Regions from separate parts of the Mus musculus genome. Here region 2 is linked to region 1. A link is a loop called in an ENCODE intact Hi-C map of the cell type or tissue named here. Cell type or tissue: left cerebral cortex. All regions are shown on one strand. Each heading gives the region's core, and the rest is flanking DNA. Links, peaks and the distances in the headings are about the cores only. Region 1 holds the start of Pde1a (phosphodiesterase 1A, calmodulin-dependent). Region 2 has its middle 58 kb from the start of Pde1a.

Evidence for each region. Peaks named below come from ENCODE experiments on the same cell type or tissue, not always from the same donor. Only the 100,000 strongest peaks of a DNase experiment are listed, where the experiment ranks them.
Region 2: it touches region 1 in a loop (4-fold over the local background); 3 of 42 quality-filtered maps call a loop at or near these places.

Annotation. Positions count from the first base shown.
Region 1 is chr2:80,124,743-80,130,099 of GRCm38, reverse strand. It overlaps Pde1a (phosphodiesterase 1A, calmodulin-dependent), which reads left to right and starts at 688. Exons shown (of 16, transcript NM_001159582.1): 1 at 688-1,019; 2 at 1,256-1,366. The coding sequence starts at 1,266. In left cerebral cortex, for the core only: no CTCF peak of the experiment used is centred there; DNase peaks (open chromatin) are centred at 2,442, 3,311, 4,802, 5,057 and 3 more places; H3K4me3 peaks cover 3,668 bases; H3K27ac peaks cover 3,008 bases.
Region 2 is chr2:80,184,325-80,189,708 of GRCm38, reverse strand. It overlaps a transcript of Pde1a not described here. Among named protein-coding and RNA genes, the nearest start is that of Pde1a, 58 kb to the right of the region's middle. In left cerebral cortex, for the core only: no CTCF peak of the experiment used is centred there; DNase peaks (open chromatin) are centred at 1,129, 2,004 and 2,570; H3K27ac peaks cover 3,236 bases.

The sequences.
Region 1 (5,357 bases), core at 358-5,357:
AAATATTGGATTGCTATTACCTAAATGTCTTTGGATACATGAAGCCTTAAGAATCCAGGCAATGGGCAAACCCTGAAGGACAAATGAGCAAAATTGTGTGTGAGTCTCTGAATAAGAAGAGACAATACTTTGGAGGATATTTTTCTAAGCAGCTTGCAGATAGCAACAGATATTATGAAGGTCCACTCAGGATCTGTGCCTGTTTCAAAGAAAGCTCGCCATGTGTGGCAGTTTGGCAGACAATCAGTTCTGATTCCTTTTATGTCCACTTTCTCTCATTTTTCTCCTAACATGCACAAACACCACAGCATCATTTTCTCTAATCTCTCTTCTCAGCGTACACACACACACACACACACACACACACACACACACACACCCTTTGCCTTCAACACTCACACACATGCATTCACACCCATTTCATTTTATTTATTTTTTAATCCTCAAAGGATTCACAGAGCGGGCTGAACGCAGCTGCTGTGTTTTCCCTGGTTAAATTGGCAGTTACCCACTGTGTAGAGTTGCTAGGAGAAGATGAATAAGCACGATTCCAGCATCACTTGATGGACATACTCTCTCAATAACAACCTGTGGAGCTCTGGGGTCTGTCTCCTGTACGGCTCTATGTGTGACTCTTCTCCGTGTTTGTCATTAATATTGGCTGCATTTATTCAGGAAGTGTGCTGTATTTTTAAGTGCCGCTTCCAGATCAATTAAGAGACAAAAGCCTTGGTATTTAAACAGGCACTTTCTTCCCAGGGTGGTGCTGCTGGTACTGCTTCCTACCATCTGGTTTCTTATTACATCCTGCCCTGCTTCAGCTGCTAGAGAGGAATTCAGCTTCTTGTAGAGCGCGAAAGTCATTCACGTTTCTTTCGTGCATAATTGAGCTCGTAAACTGTAGAAATTCTGATGTGCTTCTGTGCACGGAACAGTTGCAGATGAGCTGCTTGGCAAATAGCCTGAGCAGTCGGTCAGTAGTACAGTAGCAGCTCACATGTGTGGATTGCTCCCGTGAGGTCAGAGCATCTGTTTATACTCTGTCTGCTTGGGTTGGTGGTGGTGGGGGCGTTGGTGATGTGAGCAGAGTATATGCCTGTCAAAGACGGCAGTTCTGGCAGAGCCTTCCTTCGGCTTTGCGTCCCTGAACTGTTTGGATGGCTAAGAGATGCTACTGTGTAACGCTTGAGATTTGTAACGGACTGAGGAATGCTTGTCCTAGCCGCTGAAACTGACTGCACCTGTGTTGTCCTAGGAACATCATCATGGGGTCTACTGATACGGACATCGAAGAATTGGAAAACGCCACTTACAAGTATCTCATTGGAGAACAGACCGAGAAGATGTGGCAGCGCCTGAAGGGAATGTGAGTAAGCTCTCCTGGTCTTATGTTATATTTTCCCCTCCATAAATAGCTGACCGTTAACACAAATAATTGTGGGTGTTATTTGACTTTGAGGTTTAGTGTTTCCTTTGCAGAAATTTTCTCTTGAAAACTAAAATATACCCATTTCAGCTAGCAACTTGTTGAAAGCAGTTTCTGGACCTGCATGTTTTGTATGGAGTAAGGTAAGGCTCTGTGAAATCACTTTTTGTTTACAGTCCAGGGCTTCTGCTCCCTGCTGTGTGTGTTGTTTAGATGTGTGCTTTAGATAAGCACAGGAGGGACTAGGAAATCAGCTTGCTTGGTCCTCACTGAAATAATTTCTCTCAGGTAAGTGGAGAGAGAAAAATAAGATGGAGATTTCTTTCTTTGAAAAAAAAACAAAGATGGGATTTGTAGAATCATAAATTGCATATTTATTCTGTGCTTATTCTACGATGGATAAACTAATATTTTAGTAAGAAAATTATTTGTGTGGCAAAACAACATGAAAAGCATATCAAACATATTAGAGCTTTGGTTTAAATTAGTGAGGAATTAAATTTCCATTCCTCACTAACTAGTAAAGTGCGAATTGCTTCCAGTGTACTGACCGGGTTCTTAACAATACAGAACAGGATGTACAGTGACTCGAAGCACGACTTGTAATTACCTGAATCCACTTTGGTTCTAGTGTTAGCACCTTGCTCATCACCCCCACCCCACCCCACCCCCACCCCCACCACCGTCAGTGTGTGTGAGAGTTCTGGCCAGTGCTTCACCACAGCACTGTTTATATGCTCCGTTTTAATCATAGCACCAGTTGTAAAAGCCGATGTAACATTTGGATAGAAATATGAATATTTGTAGGTCATTGGAATTTCTAAGTGTATTTTCATATCTCAGAATTAAGTGGGGCATTAGCTTTACAAAGATAACTGGAGGACCACAGTGCCCCGTAGATGGATTCCCATCTTTAATGCTGTCGCATGTTTACACAGTGTTTCATGAAAGGTAGTATATGGGCAAGCTTATGTCATCGCTTTTATAAAGGACAACTACATCAAACTTTGTTTAGAAGTCCAAATCCTCTCTACTCTTCTCCATCTGGACATAGAGTGCTCTCAGTGTATACATATTTTCCATTACATGAAGCAATCCATGGTATTGTGGTGCCTCGCATGAAAGCACCCCAATAATGCAAACAGCAGAGAATAACTTTTAAAAAGGAAGCCATTTTTATAGCCATTGAACGAACGAGAGATATCTGTTTCAAAGAGCCATTGGAGATTTAGAAGGCAGATTCTCTAGAGAAACAAATAATCCTGTCGAAACAAATAGTGGTTCACACAATTAATTAGCATAGATGCAAATTAAGCATCAGCAATTACCAGATGATTTGTGCTCTAACCTAGTGGATGAACATCTGTACTGGGCTGCTATAACTGAGATCACAACCCATTTAGATTCTTCCTTTACAGGACAGGATGTTTTGTTTGCTCTTGGTATATTGTTTTTCCTTAGTTACTCCGAGGCAAAAAGATACCCCGTAGTGACGTTAGAAATATGTCTTCAAACAACTAGAAAATTGATTCCGTGTTTACTCAACATTTTTGAGAAAAGTTCTCTAACTTTTCACCTTGTCGTTTGATGGCCGTTTCTAAGAGGGGTGATGAGGTCTCTCAGCAGCAGAGCTTCTGAGTTGACAGTGGATTACATCTCTGTGTGCACACGCTGTGTTCTTTTGGACCGATTGCTACACAGAATCACTTAATGATCTCCAGCCAGTTTAGTGTTTTAAAGCCATTCTTACTGACTGAAGTGACTCAGAGCTTTTGTATTCAAGCAGGAAGAAATTTGCATTTCGGTTCATTCCTTTTCCTTGCACTTTGACTTAAGACATTCTCAGAGTTCCTGGCTGAGGCTTGTCAAAGCAAGAAAGAAGCTCCAAGCTTAAAATCTGCATGACTAATGACAAGCAAATTGTTTAATTATGGTCTTTTGTGTAGTCTGCTTCCAATGCAGTGATGTGCGGGACTCCCCATCCCCTTGATGAAAATGCCTCACCTCTTTAAAACGCAATACTGACTCAAGCCGAATTCTCTCATCAGTGTTGCTCCTGGCTTCTACTTTTAAGTGTCTGCAGTGAAAATCCTGGCACTCATGAATGCTATTAAACAGTTCTGTAATGATTTCTTATTTTGATAAAATAGACTCAGTGCTCACTATTGGATATTTATTTGGAAAGGATTTTATTTGATTTTCTTTTATGATATCCAACTTTATAAACTTATTGCTGTTTTTCAGCAGGCTATACATTTTTAATTTGGCATACAATATGTACATTTTAAGGTTAAATTCAAGTGGAGATGAAAATAAATGAAATATTTATTCATGAAACATGGAAACACAAGCCACTACAGAAGATACTTGGATAGTCTTTCATAGGTATTTTTATATAGTATATTTTAGACAATTTTTAAAAAGTATTGTTTTGCCTTTTACCCCAGCTTACTTTAAAACTTATAATTTTCCTGCTCCATTCTCTCCAATGTTTGGATTGCAAGCATGCACTACCACAACTGGTTTGTATACTCAAAGAGCTTGCTGACAGGAGCCTGATACAGCTATCTCCTGAGAGGCTCTGCCAGTGCCTGAAAAATACAGAAGTGGATGCTCACAGTCCTCCATTGGACGGAGCATAGGGTCCTCCAGAAAGGAGCTAGAGAAAGTACCCAAGGAGCTGAAGAGGCTTGCAGCCCCATAAAAGGAACAACAGTATGAACTAACCAGTACCTGTAGAGCTCCCTGGGACTAAACCACCAGCCAAAGAAAACACATGGTGGGACTCATGGCTCTAGCTATATATGTAGCAGAGGATGGCCTAGTTGGTCATCAATGGGAGAAGAGGCCCTTAGTCCTGTGAAGGTTCTATGCCCTAGTGTAGGGGAATGCCAGGGCCAGGAAGCGGGAGTGGATGAATTGGTGAGCAGGAGGAGGGGGGAGGGGATAGGAGGTTTTCGGAGGGGAAACTAGGAAAAGGGATAGCATTTGAAATGTAAATAAAGAAAATATCTAATTAAAAAAAAGAAATAATGACAAATTTTGTAAAACATGTGGAAACATTGCTATTCTAAATTAAGCATCAATTTCTCTAGAGTACTTGGTTCATTTGTTTAATGAACCTTTTTAGTGTGCACATGTTTCAAGTGTGTGGATGCATCTACGGGTGTGCGCATATGTGTGTGCATGTATGTGTGTGTGCGCATATGGAGACCGGAGGTCGGAGTTTCTTCCTCGTTCACTTTTCAGCTTAGTTTCTGAGGCAAGATCTCACTGATCTCGGAGCTGACCAGTTTAGCTAGACTGGCTGGCAAGCGAACACCTGAATCCACCCATCTGTGCCTCTGCAGTTCCAGGATCACGAGCTGGCAGCCTTGGAGCTGGTTTCCCCATCGGTGTTGGGGATATCCAAATGTGGGTTCTTGTGCTTATATGGCAAGCACATTGCCAATGGAGCCATCTCCCAACTTCATCTATTAACCCCTTGGGGTCTGTTTTACTCAATGTTTGGGATACCGTATACGCTCATGTAACTCCTTATCTCTTGTTCCTTTTGGAGAGCAAAGGTAAAATAGTCTTGTCTCCATTCTCATGAAGACCTCCAAGCCTCACGCTGCCGATTTTTAGGTCAACGTTTTTCTCACCACTTTCATTTTATTTGCTGCCACTCAGAACAACAATTTAGCATCCTGACATGACTCCTCATCTTTGATGGTGGAAACACGAGCAGTAGCGGTGACATCAGACCCTGGGTAAAGCTGTAATTTGAAATCATCATACACTCGTTCTTAAGTTGTAAATAGTTCAGGGCTTAGGAAAGCCTTCCTTCCCATTTCTCATACCATTCCAGCAGCAAATTCAATCCCCTGCTCAGAAGTTCCTTGTGACTCTATAGCCTCAGCAGAATCTCACATATGAAGGATAGCTACCC
Region 2 (5,384 bases), core at 245-5,244, 60 kb before region 1:
TTTTAATAGACATTTTCATCCAGGCATTACAAAGAATCTGTGGCTATGCTATATTTATAGATGCAAAGATACTTTCATTAGTTTAATTATTAATATGTAGGTTAAAAATCAGTGACAAAATGGGCAGGCAAAAGGCACTTCCACACACAAAATATGCTTCTCCTATGTTTTTCAAGATATCTTCAATTTAGAAACATTATTTTTTTATAAAGTATATTTTTGATCATATTCTTTCTCCTCCTCTACTCCTCTCAGACTCTCTCACCTCTTTATTCATTCAATTTCACAGTCTCTCTTAAAAAAATAAACCAAGAGGAAAGACAATATAAAACAAAAATAAAGTTTTGTTTTTCTATTTTTGAGGCTAGCTCAAAAAAAAAATCAATAAAAGAATAAACTCCCCAAAGCAACAAATGATTCTCACAAACCAAACCAAACACACACACACACACACACACACACACACACACACACTCACACACACACACACACACACACACACACACACACACACACACACACACAAGTTTCCTGAACTTGAAAGCTACGAGGAAGCAATATGTGGGAAGGTTTGAAGGAAGGAAGGAAGGGGAAATCATATCATTGTAATCTCAAACATAAAATAAAAAGCCAGGGAGTTCATTTTGTGCTCCTCCATCACTCCTGGTTATAGGTCCTACCTAGAGAATGGTTCAGATACCCACTGGCACTCCCTTGGCAAAAACTGATTTTCCCTTTCTCAACATGTAACAACTGAAAATGGCTTCTCGGTTGGAGAAAGGACTTTGTTGTATCCTTTTTTTTTCCTTGTGGGATTTTGTCAAGACATGTTTTATCTGAAGTTCGAGTGGTCTGGTATTTAGCTTCTCAAGTCTGCAGACATCAATAGCTTTTTAATAAATACTTACCATGCAGTGGGGACTGAAAATACTGGTACTGGACACTGACATTCAGACATGGTACAGAAGTGAAATAATATAGACAACTCAGTCCCAGGGGTGGGGACAAACAGACAAACAGACATGGATGACATCTGCAGAAATGAATTAGTCATTCTATATAATTATATATCTTCTTAGTAAAAGGTGCTGCTTGGCAGAGACTCCAAAGGAGTTTTCAAGCCCAACACAGATTCCTCCCACGGGTGTGACTCATCTCGGGAAGGATTATTCTGTCCTTATGTTAGTTAAGTGGATCTACTTTGTCTTTCCTTTAGACTACATCCCCTGAGAACTTCACTGGGGCAACTGTGGAGGGAGGGAGCTTCGGGTTGACCTCTGCCAGTCTCCTATGTTTCTGGTTCATCTCTTCCGATCACATTCATGAAACAAAGTTTGTTCTGTGAAACAAACAACGAAACAAACAGCATCTACTCCTTAGGCTTGATCCTGGTTTCTATGTGCAGGTGGCAGAGAAACCAGAGTCAACCTGACTGTAGTTTTTTGGATTACTGATAACAGTAATGACAGTAAAGCGTTTGGAAAAAATAACCTTTGTTTGAAACAACACTTAGAGGCATTATTCTTTGTCTGTAGTGGAAAATGTGCACTTTGAATCCCATTTTTCTGTCTCGTAGAGTTCCAACCATCAACAGCATAATTACTAAATGGTACTGAATGTGACTGTGTTGATTTGGTTTACCTAATGCTTCTCCAAGGCAGATACAGTCTTTATACTCAAGAGGAACAGAATTTTAAAATCAGAAATATAATTCATATCTGCCAGTATTCATAACTTGGAAGATTTTCAGTTGATAATAGCAACCTGAGAGCCTGCTTTTCCATTTTGTTTCATTTCTTACTCTGAAAATGGAAAACAAAATGGAGATAGGAGTAGGCTCAGGAGAAATTACAAAGAAATACTGGGTAATGTGAAGGACATAGACTAGGAGAACCCTAAAATAGCAAATGTTCATTGGAAATGTGATCAAGACCATCTGAGAACAGTTGCAACTGTGACAAAGATTACACCATAGCAGAGGTAGAGGAATGCCAAGCCTTGACAGGCTACAGAAATCTAGGTCCTGTGACTTCTTAAAATTGGTTCTTCCAAACCATGCTGTCACACCAAAAAGGTGGTGGACTGAAAATGGACCAGCAGAGTAGCAACCAAGAGGACCAGGCTGCAATGTTTAGCTTGCACTGTTAACCAGGGAAGAACACCAGGACAGAATGTCTCAGCTGCCTTATTGTTCAACACTATTTGAGAAAGCAAAAAGGTGGGAGCCTTGAAGTTTAGAAAGACAACTGAATTTAATATCATAAAATCTCATAACATTCTTTACACTAAAATCCTAGATACTATTGAGGTCAAAATCTCCAATAATGTTTCCAAGAGAATGAAGAAGACATTATTAACAGATACTTGAACATGACTGAGACTCAGTTGAGTAGATCAAAGTAGAAGAAGCAAACACGGAACAGATGCTTAGAAACTGTTCAACTTTTCCTCAATTGTTCAAACTTCTATGCAGTTAAAGTGAAGTATGTGAAAGTGTGAATGCGAGAAAATGGCTTTTTAATCCAAAAGTGATTCACCGTGCGGTTACCATGCCAAAACATAAAGGCAGAAAGAGACACCAGCTGCAAACTCTGGAGGTTCTTAGCACTCATCTCTGTTCTACTTAGTGCCAGCCAGGCCAGCTCAGAGACAAGAGGTAGAATCACTAATGACTCATCCATTCATGGGTTTGGGTGTTGATCCAGCTGTTGGATTGAAAGAGTGCTCATCATCTGTCACGAAGAGCTCTAGCTCTGGGCCATCTTCAGTGTGGTTTCCAGCACATTACACCTGTCTCCTAGGTCAATCCCTTGTTTTTCTTTTTTTTCCCTCCCTTCACTTTTCTTTCATTATCATGTTCTTACCAAAGCAAACATTTTAAATAGCCAATCCACTATCTTCCTTTTTAAAAAAATAAATACGATTTCTAGAGACAGAATGTTCTAGGCAAAGCAAATGTTTTAAATAGCCAATCCATTATCATTTTGATGCTTTTTGAAACAAATAGGATTTCTAAAGACAAAATTTCTAGGAAGTTTTTTTTTTAATTGCCTACTTAATTGTTGTATTTTAAGAATTTATTTTTCTCCAGCAACGGAAGAACAGGACATATTTCCACTCTAATAAGGCCTCATGGGCACTGATAATACAGTTAACAAGCAAGAGCCTATTTGAAACGTGTGTGTGTGTGTGTGTGTGTGTTTGTGTGTGTGTAAAGTCTTCTAGTTTGCTGACAAATTTAATGAATATAAGAATTTAACCTTGTGTATGAGGACAGAAGCTTCTCACTTAGACTCTGCAGTCTCACTTAATTTTATTTTTATTTTTATTTATTTACTTTTGAGACAATTTCTCTGTGTAGCCTTGGTTGTTCTGGAATTCATTCTAGACCAGACTGGCCTTGAACTCACATAGATTCTCCTTCCTCTATCTCTCAAGTGCTACAATGTCCTTTATAAACTCCTGTATAAACTCCAGAACTCTGAAGCTACCTGCCCTAATCCTAGTAGCAATGTCTATATCTAGATGTTGTCTTGTTTATCATATTCTAGTCCCTGCTTCTGCATCCCAAGGCTCCTTGTGTTTTATTCTGTTGGATATTTGGCCAATATTAACCTTTCTCTTGTCCTTTTGAGTTCAGATCCAAATGAGACTTACCTGTGGGAGATGATAAAGTAAAAATGAAGCTATGGGAACTGTATTACTGTGATGGGCTTCTTAACACATCACCCTTGACTTAACAGGCCAGGATGGAACAAACCTGGAAAGACTACTGTAGTGCTACAGTTTTCTCCTGGGGTGGAGAGTGGTTTACAACACTATGTCAGCATGTAAAACCAAAAGGAAAAACAATAGCAGCAGCAGCAGCAGCAGCAGCAGCAACAACAACAACAACAACAACAACAACAACAACAACAACAACAACAACACAGAACAGAAGGATGCTTGCTCAGACAAACTCCTAGGGCAGTTATTCTTTTGGGAGGAGCAATAGAAATGTTGCAGGAAATGCCAGAGCACAGGGACAAGCACTTCCCCTCCTGTCCCATCTCCTACTACAGCAGTTTGTAGGAACCTGTGGTTTCCAATCATGGAGCCTACTCTGCCAAGGCCTCTGAGAGCTAGTGAATGAAAGAAGACATCAGGAATAGATGGGAGGAATTCTACTCCATATACCCAAATCCCTTCCCTGGCTCCCTTTTCAGACTCTCTCAATGGATTCTTTGTAGGTCTTGCATATATTTTCACCCTTAAAGGAATTCTTCCTGGAAGCTATAGTCTTGGTAGCTATGTGCCCCAGACACATAGATTCTTCCAACACTTCCTGTATTATAAACAGCCAGCAGACATTAATGGCGGTATTCCACACAAGCTTGACTATTGGCCACAATCTACTATGGCTCTTAAAGGTTCAGGTGTGTTTCTTGCTGGGTGAGCACCCTCCCAATTATTCTTAGGGGTAAGGCCACTGTGTCACCTAGAGCTTTCCGGTTTTTTTGGTTCCTCTCTAAGTGGATTAGCAGGCTTAAGTCCACACCAGGAATAGAGAGGGTGGGACAGAATCTTGCCTTGAAAAATAGAAATTTCTTTTCTTGTTTCTTTCCTTGATTCATTGCTGCTTGCTTCTTTCTTTTTATCAGTGGATCAGGCATAAAAACCCCTTGCTAACCAATCCTGTTCTAGGGTAGGATTTTCATCTCAGATGACTCTATGTGGGTAGAATTATTTAATTTATTCACTTGATTTAGCCTAACCAGTATGTGGTTATATTTTATACTCTGCAGAGTCCCCGGACTACGTAACCATGGACAAGGACTAGCAGTCTTTTCTTGGGATGGTTTTCATTTTGCTAAGCCTTCACATAAACTAAGACTTAAACCCAAGCACCTCTCGGCACTGCCATATTCCAGCTGCTGCTGCTCACTGCTGCTGGTCAGGGTCTCCTGTTCCAGGCATCTCTTCCTATTCAGATTTCATTAACCAAATGCTGACTCTTTACACTGGCACACATTTTGGAACTGAAAACCTATTCATGTAAAAATATGTGTGTGCAGCAGCAAGATCATTTAGCAGGGTAGGTCTCTGGGTAAGGAAATGTCCATCTTGCAGTGCTAAAACCTTGCCTAATGGGTGCTTGTGCTGTTTACAATATTTGCATTTTTGCTGTTTCCAAGAAAGCCTAACCTTTAAGTTTTCCAGGTGCTAGTGTGAGAGGCCTGTGGGCACTATGAACCTGGGTCTCAATTATAGAACAAGCGTTAATTTTACTTGAAGTCAGAAGTATGGTTAGTTAACATTTGAAATACCCTAATCAGGAATACACCCACCACAAGCAGTTAGCATTTGAAAGACTCTAATCAAAAGTGCACTCTCCAGAGGCACCT